2 separate regions of the Mus musculus genome follow, and region 2 is linked to region 1. Evidence: chromatin contacts called from ENCODE POLR2A ChIA-PET data. All regions are on one chromosome and are shown on one strand. Each heading gives the region's core, a stretch centred on a gene start or an enhancer-like site at or near the end of the contact. The rest is flanking DNA. Distances are from core to core; before and after follow the strand shown.

What was found. ChIA-PET counts read pairs that join two places held with the same protein, here RNA polymerase II (POLR2A).
Region 2: POLR2A ChIA-PET joins it to region 1 with 11 read pairs in embryonic stem cell. The contact joins the promoter of Spint2 here to the promoter of Catsperg1 in region 1. POLR2A ChIA-PET finds 5 or more read pairs at or near these places in 2 of 5 experiments (Patski and embryonic stem cell).

The regions. Positions count from the first base shown.
Region 1 is chr7:29,208,322-29,214,331 of GRCm38, reverse strand. It overlaps Catsperg1 (cation channel sperm associated auxiliary subunit gamma 1), which reads left to right and starts at 3,407. Exons shown (of 28, transcript NM_001368407.1): 1 at 3,407-3,690; 2 at 3,799-3,852. The coding sequence starts at 3,418.
Region 2 is chr7:29,279,090-29,285,099 of GRCm38, reverse strand. It overlaps Spint2 (serine protease inhibitor, Kunitz type 2), which reads left to right and starts at 3,123. Exons shown (of 7, transcript NM_011464.2): 1 at 3,123-3,588. The coding sequence starts at 3,483. It overlaps Gm45977 (a long non-coding RNA gene), which reads left to right. Exons shown (of 4, transcript XR_003946629.1): 2 at 61-258; 3 at 486-524; 4 at 1,082-1,380.

The DNA.
Region 1 (6,010 bases), core at 2,158-4,657:
TATTTAACTACCCTCTTACTTGAATATGATCTGCCCACTTCCAGATCACATTAGCTCAAACACACAAAGGTTCTGGAACATCTTGGCTCTTCAGGAGAAGTTTTGATCTAGAGGTCAAACATGAACAGTGCCTCTGTCAGAACAACCATTATAAATTCCTCTGTTTCCTTCTGAGAACAAAGCTACAGGTTTCCAGCATTTTTAGCCTGTCACACATCTGAGAGCCTGGCTTGCTAGAGCCCTGCTCTTAAGCCCTTTTGCCCGTGCTGGGAAAATTCGCGTTACCATGGAAACGCGCAAGCCACGCAGGCCTGCCTCGTGCAAGGTGGAAGTCCAAGCGGCCATTTTAGGAGCTGGAAAGAGGGGTTGAACAGGCGCTGCCAAGCAACGGTTGACCGGTTTTAACCAAGTGATTGGTAGGGCGGGGCGGAGAGAAGAGGGCGGTGCCATCCTAGGGGATGAGGGGGGAGGGAGGGAGTTGAGAAGGAGAGGGAATGGGGTGGGAGGCACGGCAAGGAAAGGCTGGGAAAAGAGCAGGGCCAGGCAAAGAAAGGGCGGGGTGAAGGCCAGGGCGTGGTTAAGATCTGAAGCCTGAAGGATGGGTTTGGGCGCGGCTAGAAGAGGCGGGGCATAGGGCAGGTGGAAGTTCAGGGAATGGACACGAGAGATGAGAGAAGGTGGAGGGAAAAGGTGTTGGTGGGGACAGTGAGGATCGCGAAGTCAGCGTGGGTGTGGAATGACGGGAGGTCTTGCGGCCAGAGGACCATCTTTACCCAGGAGAGACCCAGAGATCAGGAGCGAAGTCCAGGCAGAGACACAAACTGGGGCAAGGAGAGAATTGTTTACGAGAGGGGGTTCGGTAAAGAGAGAGCCAAATGGGAGGACAGGTCTGGTAGAGAGAGAACGGACTGGAGTGAGGAGCGACTACTCTGCGAGGAAACAACCGGAGGCGAGGAGAGACCCCAAGGAGTAGAGAGGCCCCACGACCAGGAAAGGTTCCCAAGGGGGAAGGCTGGCCTGGCGGGGCGAGCTGGTGCTGAGGAGAAACCACCAGGGCGGGAGAAGGGCTTTAAAGAAAAGGGGTGCGACGAGCAGGAGGGCCAGGTTGCCCTGGACCCAGGGAGAAGAAGTGGCCAGGACCAGGGACGTGGTCAGGAGTGGAGACGAAGCGAGGATCCGAACTACTGCAACACTTGGGGCCTGAACCAGGACCAGGGGCGTGGCCAAGAGAGGAGACTGAGCGAGGGTTTGAACTACCGCAACACTCCGGCTTTGAACCAGGACCAGGGGCGTGGTCAAGAGAGAAGACTGAGCGAGGATTTGAACTACTGCAACACTCGGGACCTGAATCAGGACCAGGGGCGTGGTCAAGAGAGGAGACGAAGCGAGGATCCGAACCGCCGAGACACTCCGGGTCTGAGCCAGGACCAGGGACGTGGCCAAGAGAGGAGACGAAGCGAGGATTTGAACTACAGCAACACTTGGGGCCTGAACCAGGACCAGGGGCGTGGCCAAGAGAGGAGACGAAGCGAGGATTTGAACTACCGCAACACTCCGGCTTTGAACCAGGACCAGGGGCGTGGCCAAGAGAGGAGGCGAAGCGAGGATTTGAACTACTGCAACACTTGGGGCCTGAACCAGGACCAGGGGCGTGGCCAAGAGAGAAGACTGAGCGAGGATTTGAGCTACTGCAACATCCGGGACCTGAATCAGGACCAGGGGCGTGGTCAAGAGTGGAGAAGAAGCGAGGATCCGAACCATCGCGACACTCGAGGTCTGAGCCAGGATCAGGGGCGTGGCCAAAAGAGGAGACAGAGCGAGGATTTGAACTACTGCAACACTCGGGGCCTGAACCAGGACCTGGGGCGTGGCCAAGAGAGGAGACTGAGCGAGGATTTGAACTATTGCAACACTCGGGGCCTGAACGAGGACCTGGGGCGTGGCCAAGAGAGGAGACTGAGCGAGGATTTGAACTATTGCAACACTCGGGGCCTGAATCAGGACCAGGGGCGTGGCCAAGAGAGGAGACAGAGCAAGGATTGGAACTACTGCAACACTTGGGGCCTGAACCAGTACCAGGGGCGTGGCCAAGAGAGGAGACTGAGCGAGGATTTGAACTACTGCAACACTCGGTGCCTGAATCAGGACCAGGGGCGTAGCCAAGAGAGGAGACTGAGCAAGGATTCGAACTACTGCAACACGTGGGGCCTGAACCAGGACCAGGGACATGGCCAAGAGAAGAAACAGACCGAGGATTTGAACTACTGCAACACTCGGGACCTGAGTCAGGGCCAGGGGCGTGGTCAAGAGAGGAGACGAAGCGAGGATCCGAACCACCGCGACACTCGGGGTCTGAGCCAGGACCAGGGGCGTGGCCAAGAGAGGAGACAGAGTGAGGATTTGAACTACTGCAACACTCAGGGCCTGAACCAGGACCGGGGGCGTGGCCAAGAGAGAAGACAGAGTGAGCATTTGAACTACTGCAACACTTGGAGCCTGAACCAGGACCAGGGTCGTGGCCAAGAGAGAAGGCAGAGTGAAGATCCGCTCTACCGCGACACTCCAGACCGGAGCCAGGACCAGGGGCGTGGCCAGAAGAGAAAGCAGAGCCAGGATCTGATTTCCAGAACGACTCAGACCTTGAGCCAAGGCAAAGAGCCTAGCGAGTTCGGAGGTGTGGGCGAGGATTCACGAAAGGACAAGAAGACTCTAAGCCGGTTCCTGAGCAGGGCAGGAGCGAAAAGAAAGGGGCGTGGCGAAGAGCAGTGTGTGGGCGGGGAACCTTTTGAGGGCGGAGCCAAGTCCCCTGAGGGGCACAGTGGTAAGGAAAACAGGAAGTGCTCTGGCAAGGCAAGAAAAAAAAAGAGGGACTTGGCGAAGAGTAGGTTAGGAGTTCCAAGAACGGGAACAGAAAAGAGCAAAGCCAGGGCAAAGAGAGAGAGAGTAACTAGGAAGCAGGGTGAAAAGAGCCGCAGGGGTAGGGACAGTAGTAAGAGCAGGGGCGGGGCGAGGAGTATTAGTAGGGGAGGGGCGAGGAGTATTAGTAGGGGAGGGGCGAGGAGTATTAGTAGGGGAGGGGCCGGGAGAAAGAGCAGGGGCGGGGCAAGGAGTGTTAGTAGGGGAGGGGCCGAGAGTAGGAGCAGGGGCGGGGCGAGGAGTATTAGTAGGGGAGGGGCCGAGAGTAGGAGCAGGGGCGGGGCGAGGAGTATTAGTAGGGGAGGAGCTGGGAGTAAGGGCGTGGCAAGGCCTAAGAGCAGGGCCCGGGCAGAGAGTAAGGGGCCCCAAAGCCTGATCAAAGGTGGAGCTAGGAAGAAGAGTGGGAAAAGGGGCAGGAACTGAGCGGTTTCCTAGAGATCAGCCTCAGCTAGCCAACTTGCAAGTGGGTGTTAATCCCCACGTTCTCCAGGTTCTAGCTACATGGTGTCCCGGCCAGCCATGTCCCCGGTCAGCCCTGTGTGGCCGAGAAAACCAAACCTTTGGGCATTCTGGGTACTGCGGCTAGTGCTATTGCTGTCGTTGAAGTCGTGGGCGGAAGATACCTTACAGCATTGCACCTGGCTTCTTGTCCTGAACAAGTTCGAGAAGGTAGGCTTGCATCTCTCCAAGGATCGATTTCAAGATCATGAGCCCATCGATACAGTGGCCAAGGTGTTCCAAAAGTTGACAGACTCGCCAATCGATCCGTCAGAGGTGAGGGAAGTGAGATCAAGAGTATCAAAGAGATTTGGGGTCAGTAAATAGAGAGATCTCGAGTCAGTACACCAAGTGACTAGGTATTTCCTCCACCTTTCTTTACAGAACTATTTGAGCTTTCCTTACTACTTGCAAATCAACTTTTCCTGTCCGGGACAGGTAAGAGTTTACAGTATGAGTAGGCTGATTTCTGTAAGTCTCCAGTTTCCCATTTTCAGCAGTGTTTTTTCAATACAGTTTAATAGTAGTCTCCACCAACCCTGAAGGCATTAAAGATTCAGTCTCCCACTAGGTACAAGAACACAATAGGGACAAAAAGTGAGCACAGCACTCCCCCCCCCACGGGGCCCCATTTTAAAATTGAGATGTAGCTCTTATTTTGTTTAGGGGCCTAGGGACAGAATCCAAGGCTTTGTACATGCTACCACTGCTACCTGCTACCACCCTGTTCTCAGCCCCTAAAGGTGTCGTTCTAAAGTATACAGATCAGTACATTTTAGTGTATCTACAGAGTCAGGCAACCGTTTCAGCTCCATTCTGTCATTCCATGACAGAAAAACTGTGACCAAGGCAACTTATAAACCAAAAGTCCATGAGCAGCACAGTAGGGAACCCGGTGGGACCACCATGGCAGGTACTTCCATCCACAAGCAGGAGGCAGAGAAAGCGAACTAGGAATGGTGCAGACCTCAAGGCCTAACACCCCTGGTGACACATCTTCTCCATGAAGGCCATATGTAATCCTATTCAGTCAGACCCACAGCTAAGGACCAAGCATTCAAACATAGGAGCCTGGGGTGTTCAAACAGTACCTCACTTAAGCAATCACACTAACCTCATTATCTTTCTCCGGAACGTTCCTATTATCCTCCAATAAGAACCCTGTGTCTGGGCCGGGCGTGGTGGCGCACGCCTTTAATCCCAGCACTCGGGAGGCAGAGGCAGGCGGATTTCTGAGTTCGAGGCCAGCCTGGTCTACAAAGTGAGTGCCAGGACAGCCAGGGCTATACAGAGAAACCCTGTCTGGAAAAACCAAAAAAAAAAAAAAAAAAAAAAAAGAACCCTGTGTCTAATAGTAGTTATTCTCTCTTTTAAAAAAAAAGCATTCATCTTATTTTTAATAGGTCTATGCATGTGCATGCAGTTGCCTGTGGAGGTCGGAAGAGGGTGATGAATTCCTGGGATTGGAGTTACAAGCTATTGTGGCTTGACATAGATGCTGGCAATCATGCTTTGGTCATCTAGAAGAACAGTTACACACTCTAACCATTGAGTCAGCCATCTCTCTGGCCCCACCCTCTTCCTTTCAGGATATAGGATAGTGTTACTTAACCCGGGCTGGCCTTGAACTCAGAACAGTTCTTGTGCCCCTGTCTCTCAAGTACTGGGATTATAGGTATGAGCCAGCATGCCAACCTTCCTTTGCCTATTTTGGTTGGTTGGTTGGTTGGTTCTTTAGGACAGGGTCTTTCTACAGAGTCCTGGCTATCTTGGAACTCACAGAGATCTGCCTGCCTTTGCCAGGATCAAAGGTGGAATGTGCCATCTCGATTGGCCTTCCTTTGCTCATTTTATTATTTTTTAAAATGATTTATTTCTTTTTATTGAGTGTGCATTGGTGTTTTGCCTGAATGCATGTCTATGGGAGGGTGTCAAGTGTCCTGAACTGTAGTTACAGACAGCTGTGAGCCACCATATGTTTGCTGGGAACTAAACCTGGGTCCTCTGGAAGAGGAGTTGGTGCTCTTAACCTCTAAGTCATCTCTCCAGCCTCCCTTGCTCATTTTAAAATGAAGTTTTGTTTGTTTGTTCGTTTGTTTTTTTACTTTTAATTATTGATTTGTGAAAATTATTATTATTAATTATTAGAGATTTTCTTTATCTTATGTATATGAGCACACTGCAGCTGTCTTCAGAGGCACCCAACGAGGGCTTCAGATCCCATTACAGATGGTTGTGAGCCACCATGTGGTTGCTGGGAATTGACCTTGGGACCTCAGGAAGAAGAGTCAGTGCTCTTAACTGCTGAGCCATCACTCCAGCCTGTGAAAATTATTTATAAATTTTAAATAATAGTTTTAATAATTTCATACAGATGATTTGCAAACATTGTGCCCTATTCTGTAGGTTCTTTCTCTGAAGACAGGGTCTTGCTATGTAGACCGGACTCAAAAAGATCTACCTGTCTCTGCCTCCTTAGTGTTGGGATTCAAGGTGTGTGCCATCACCACCTGATTCTTTTATTAGTGTTTTTGAGGCGGAGTCTCATGAGAGCCAGGCTGACTGACTGGTATAACAAAGAACCACCTCAGACTTC
Region 2 (6,010 bases), core at 1,874-4,373, 71 kb before region 1:
TTGAGACCTTGTTATGTAGCCCAGGCTGACCTGACACGCATCATGTCCTTTCTCCCTCAGCCTTCTTATTCACAGGGATTAGAGGCCTGAGGTCACCTCAGTGGGTACTGAGGATAATTCCATTCCAAAGCAAGAGTCATGGCAAGCATCAAACGTCTACTGGCTGTCGCTGCCTGGTGATTTCTAACAGTGCCTGGATCTGTTCACGCTTGTACCTTCTCGCATTTATAGCAGGACCTGACTCAAAATGTGTGTGGAGTAAGTACGTGCTTCAATGAATGAATGAGTGAATGAATGAATGGTGTTTTCTCCCCAACCAGGATCTCCAGCCACTTGGGGTTGTTTATAAGCACAGAGTAGGAGCTGGAGGGAAGCCGGAAGGGTGGGGATCAGCGTTCTGGGCAAGATAAAGAAAATAGCAGGCATAAAACTACCTTAGTTGCTTAAGGCAAACACTGTATTGATAACTCATGTTTTTTCTGCAGCACACTGGTGACAGTGGCCTTGGCTTCCACAATACCCAGGTATTTAATCCTAAGATTATCTATGGGCTGGCTGTGGTATCGCAAGCCTTTAAGCCCTGGAGGCAGAGGCAGGTAGATCCCTGTTAAGTCTGAGGACAGCCTGATCTACATATAGAGTTCTAGGAGAGCCAGGGTTACACTGAGAGACCCAGTCACAAAACAAGGAGTACCTCTTGCAGAGGACTGGGGTTTGGTTCCTAGCATCTGCACGGTGGCTCACAACTGGAGTTACAACTCTAGTTACAGGGAATTTACTGCCTCTTCTGGTCTCTGTGGGCACCAGGCACACACATATGTGGTAGTCAGATGGACATTTAAGCAAAACACTCATACACATAAAATAATCTGAAGAGAGAGAGAGACCTGTCGACTGCTCCTCATGCAGTTTTTGTTCCTCATCTCTTAAGCCTTCAGTTACCGAGGCTTGCTTCTCATGGCCCTTTCTCCACGGCCAGTTCCAACACTCTTGATTTACTCCATTCCAGCCCCAAATCCACCCTCCAGAGTTTAGGTTTAGTGTTTGTTTTGTTTTGTAATGTCTTTTTTCTGTTGCTTAGCAGGGTCTCATGAATCCCGGACTGGTCTGAGTTTGCTATGCTGACTATAAATTTGAACTCTTGCTTTGGGTCCTCTGGCTTTCAGCTCCTGAGTGCTGGGATTACAGGCATCTGCCAAGAAGGTTGGCTTTGTGATGCCAAGGTTGGTTTGTGTGATGCTGAGAATCAAACTCAGGGCTTCCTGCCTGCTAGGTGAGTGCTCTAGCAAGTGAATTACACCCCACACCTGGTGGTTTTCTTTTTGCTTTTTGTTCTTCAGGGTAGGGGTTGGTGCTTGTTACTGGGGTTGGCTATGAGCTATCCCAGTTCTGTTTCCACATCCAGAGTGCTGGGAGTACAGGCTTGCGCAACCAGGCCTACTTTGTTTACCGTAATAAGGACGTTATTTTCTTTTTCTTTTCTTTTTTAAAAAAAGATTTATTGGGGCTGGTGAGATTGCTCAGTGGGTAAGAGCACCCGACTGCCCTTCCAGAGGTCCTGGGTTAAATTCCCAGCAACCACATGGTGGCTCACAACCATCCATAACGAGATCTGACGCCCTCTTCTGGAGTATCTGAAGACGGCTACTCGTTTTGGATGGTTGTGAGCCACCATGTGGTTGCTGGGAATTGAACTCAGGACCTCTGGAAGAGCAGTCAGTTCCTTTTTTTTTTTTTTTTTTTGATTTATTTATTATTGTATGAAGTATACTGTAGTTGTCTTTAGACACCAGAAGAGGGTGACAGATCTTATTATAGATGGTTGTGAGCCACCATGTGGTTGCTGGGATTTGAACTCAGGACCTTCAGAAGAGCAGTCAGTGCTCTTAACCGCTGAGCCATCTCTCCAGCCCTATTTTATTTTTCTTAAACACATTTATTTGTGTGTGTGTGTGTGTGTGTGTGTGTGTCTGTGTGTGTGTGTGTGTCTGTGTGTGTGTGTCTGTGTTCGTGTGGTCTGGCAGGTGCCATGGCTACAGTGTGGAGGTCAGAGAACTTCAGGAAGCCAGTTCTCTTCTTCCACCGTGTTTGCACCAGGAATCTCCTGGCCGCCTGGGCCCCGGAGAGAAGCAGCGAAGCTAACAAGGCGTGGAGCACCCGGGCACGCCAGGCCTCCAGCCGTTGGGGGGTGGTGGTGGGGGGTGACCTTGCGAGCAGGTGCGAATCTGGTCATCAGGTTTGGTGGCAGTTGTATTTACTTAGCCACTTTGCCAGCCCAAGAGCAGTATTTTCAATGATAACGAGATCATTAATTCTTCTGCTAACGGCCTTCTACTTCCTCTGTCAGCCCTCCTCCATTCATCCAGTTTAAATGGAGCTTCTTTCCAGAAGCCCACCCTGGTTCTGTGGTAGTGGTTTGTAAGTCTCCTTTGGGTGTTGTACCTAGTCCAGTCCCCGTGTCCCTCCCCCTTTCAGGTCTGTTCATCCTTTGCAAGCTTCTGATCGTCACCCTAACACCTCTATATATTTGTATTTGTCTTCCTGTACGGGGTCCAGAGAAACCTGCAGTTTTAAGGACTTGTCACCTCTTTCCAGACAGTGCCCTGCCTAACTGGCAGTCGCACTGAATAGGAAACTGGGCTCTGATCATGCCCTGATTTTCACTGTCCCAACCCCTGCTCACTCAACTGTAGGATTTCACCATCACATTCCTGATCACTCTTCCCTCTGCTTCCGCATCACTACTACGGGCTGATCCTGTTTGACGACACACAGGCCAAGCTGGCCTGGCCACTGCTCAATCCGGGACATTTGTTTATGGCACAGAGAACGAGGAATTTAGGCAGGATATATCTCTCACACCTAAAGGAACGCTAAAGCAGAGCGGGCAGACAGCCACAGGTTTCCGAAAAGTTTCTCTCGCCATAGTCACAGCGCAAGCACGAAGGCGCAAGGACGTCGTGGCCAACAGACCCACGCCTCCCGCAAGGTCCGGCTGGGGCGGGGTCAATGCCAACCACGCCTCCTCCCAGGAGCCGGGGGCGGTGCCAGGTGCAGGCCGCAGAGCCAGGTGCGGGGCCCTCCGCGCTTGCGCCGCATCTGCCCCGCCCCGCCAGGTGCGCCCCACCCCCAGCCTGGGTGCCACCTTCTCTTGTGTCCCTGCGTCCGCCATTCGCCGTAGTACTCCTCGGACGGGTGGAGGCTTTCACAGTCTGGGGAAGAGTCGCAGAGTGTTGCCGCGCGAGTCCAGGGACCGTGTTGGGAGGCAACTAAGGCGTCGCACGCGCCAAAAGCCAGAAAAAAGGGCTTCCGGGGACCCGGGCGCCTCGAAGTCCTACTCCGGGGCGAAGCCGCACCTGAGCCCGCGGACCTGCAGTGCGCGTGCGCGGCCGTGGGCTTTCCCGCACCTGCTCGCGAGACCCCACCCCCACACCCCAACGGCCGGCGGCTCGAGGCCTGGCGCGCGGCGCTGGCAGCAGGTCATGGCGCAGCTTTGTGAGCTGCGGCGGGGCCGGGCGCTCCTCGCCTTGGTAGCTTCGCTGCTCCTCTCCGGGGCCCAGGTGGCCAGCCGAGAACTAGACGTCCACGGTGAGGGCCAGGCGGGGGATCCGGGAGCAGGGGATAGAGGAGGCCGCAGCGAAAGTGGGGGTACTCGGTGCGCAGAGTGATCGCAGGCTCCTTGGGGTTGGGGAGGATGGGCGGTGGAGCCAGACCTGCAGGTGGCGGGCTAGGAAGGGTAGGAGCCTCGCGAGCGCGGGGGCGTAAGGGTTAGCAAAGTGTCCCTTCCAGAAGGAAGGAGGAAGGGAGGGAGATGAGGTGTATTGACCCAGGAAGGCGTGGCACTGGAAGTGGGTGAGGAGCTCAACGAAGCGGAAATTGCTTGGCCAAAGAAAGCCCGGGGTGGGGACGGGGACTTGGGGTGGGGGTGGGGGGCGCATTCAAGCCTCAGAGGTGGAAATTTGTTCGGGAGACCTGTTGGCCGCTTTGGGTACAGGGAAAACGCACTTCGGACACCTGTTGATATCACATATGGCAACAGCCCCATGATCTCCCGAGGAAGAAGAGAAGCAGCGGTTGGTAGAAGGGAGGAGCTTTGCCAAGGTGCCTGCCAATGCAGGAACGTCTGTTCTCCGAGTGTAGTATTGGCACCCAGCAGCTGGGGTTTGCGTCTTTAGGAGTCGTTACAACTTTTAACTGCTTCAGACAACCACTAGCCAGCTTTGAAAAGATCTCTTTTGAAAGAATTCATTGATTGAGCAAACTTAATTGAGTCCCCGCTGAGGGTCTGTAAGAATGGTGGTCGTGGCTGACTCAAGACTAGACAGGTTCCTGAATTCGCAGAGCTTGGATTCCAGTGGGAGCGAACACTTAACGTGCAGAGTACTCGCCAAAGATTAAATGACTAGCGGTGACTAGAAGACAGCGGGATAAGAACAGTGATAGAAGATGGTGAAGGGTACTTAACTCAGGAAGTACTCTAAGGAGGGTGGCACCTATCCTAACAATTGAATGAGTAGGTGGCAGCCATACTAAGACCTTGGGACCAGTGTCCCAGGTAGTGGGAGGGAGTAGTGAGGGTCTAGAGTAAAATTGATTGTGATCAAGGAAAAGACCCCACCCCCACCCCAAGGCTGGAACAGAAGTCAGGAAGGGGAGAAGTGGACACAGCCACGAGGCCCAAGTCCTTAGTGGGCAACCTATTTGGTGAAAGAGAAAGCAGGGAGTGTGGTAGCTTCTGAGGAATGGTCTATTCCTGTGTCTAAGACTAGGGCAACAACAAGAGTTATGGAGAATGCCACAGGCCGGTGGGAGAGGCTCAGCCCTGGTGATCCAGAGTCAGAAGTGCAGAGGTTGACCATTGTAGTATAGCCAGACTCCAGGTTGCCTTGTGTCTATAAGTTACCTGGCCTGTGGCTGTGGATATGGCTTTTCTAAGCTCTTGCGTTGTCTGAGCCTAGAACCGGCCTGATGTGGTGGTGACATCATAGGCCTTTGGAAGGTCACACAAAGTGATTGGCTAGGCCGTGTCCTTCTGAACGGACTAGACTTACCGACCTTTTTGAAGTACGCCGGCCTTCAGGCTGGTGAACTGCTGCCCTCACTTATATCAAGGGCTCTTTGTTTGAAAGCTTCAACAGCTTTGTCAGAGGCACCAGTTTTGATAGGTTTTGGGTTTTTTTTTTTTTTTTTTGGGTTGGATGGGTGTCTGGTTTTTCTCAGCAAACAAAGGCATGTCTCTGGCACATTCTAGCTGTATAGTGCTACCAAAGGAAGTGGAGGAACTTGGACAGGAGTGATTATAAAAGGCCGCTCATAGATTCTTATCTTCACCAGTAGCTGAGGGGCAGTGGGAAGGTGGCAGGTATGGTCAGCAGATTGTTACAGTTGAGGTTCTGGAAGGAAAGACTTAGAAAATTAGATAGAGTGGACCCTGAGCCTAGGTGAGGACACTGGGGTCCTGAAGAAATGTAAATGTTCATGTTAGACTGAGGTGATGTGGAAGACAAGGTCATTGGAGGGTAGACAGAGAACAAGGCTCCTTTGTCTGAATGGAACTCCCCACAAGTAAACCCAGCCTAGATAAAGACTGTGGAGAGGAGCAGATGTGGGTCAGCAGATGGCAGGTGGCAGGCAGTGAACCTTCTACTCTTGATGACATCTTTTTGCCTTGAGGTTTGGGGGAGTTGAAGGGAGAGGGGTCTAGAAGCAGGGATGTAGTGGTGAGTTTATTTAAACCACTTTGGCTCCCTGTGGGTCACTCTTCCAGCTACCTGCCAGAGCCCTCTGAGAGTGAAACACACACACAAATTTTGATGTTTTGACTAGCTAGATGATGGTCCTCTCCCACTCTCTCAGGATTTTTTTCAGTATAGCCCTGGCTGTCCTGGAACTCTGTAGACCAGGCTGGCCTTCAACTCAGAAATCTGCCTGCCTCTTGTCTCCCAAGTTCTGGGATTAAAGGCTTGTGCCACCACTGCTGGCAAAATTTATACACGCATATATATAAAGA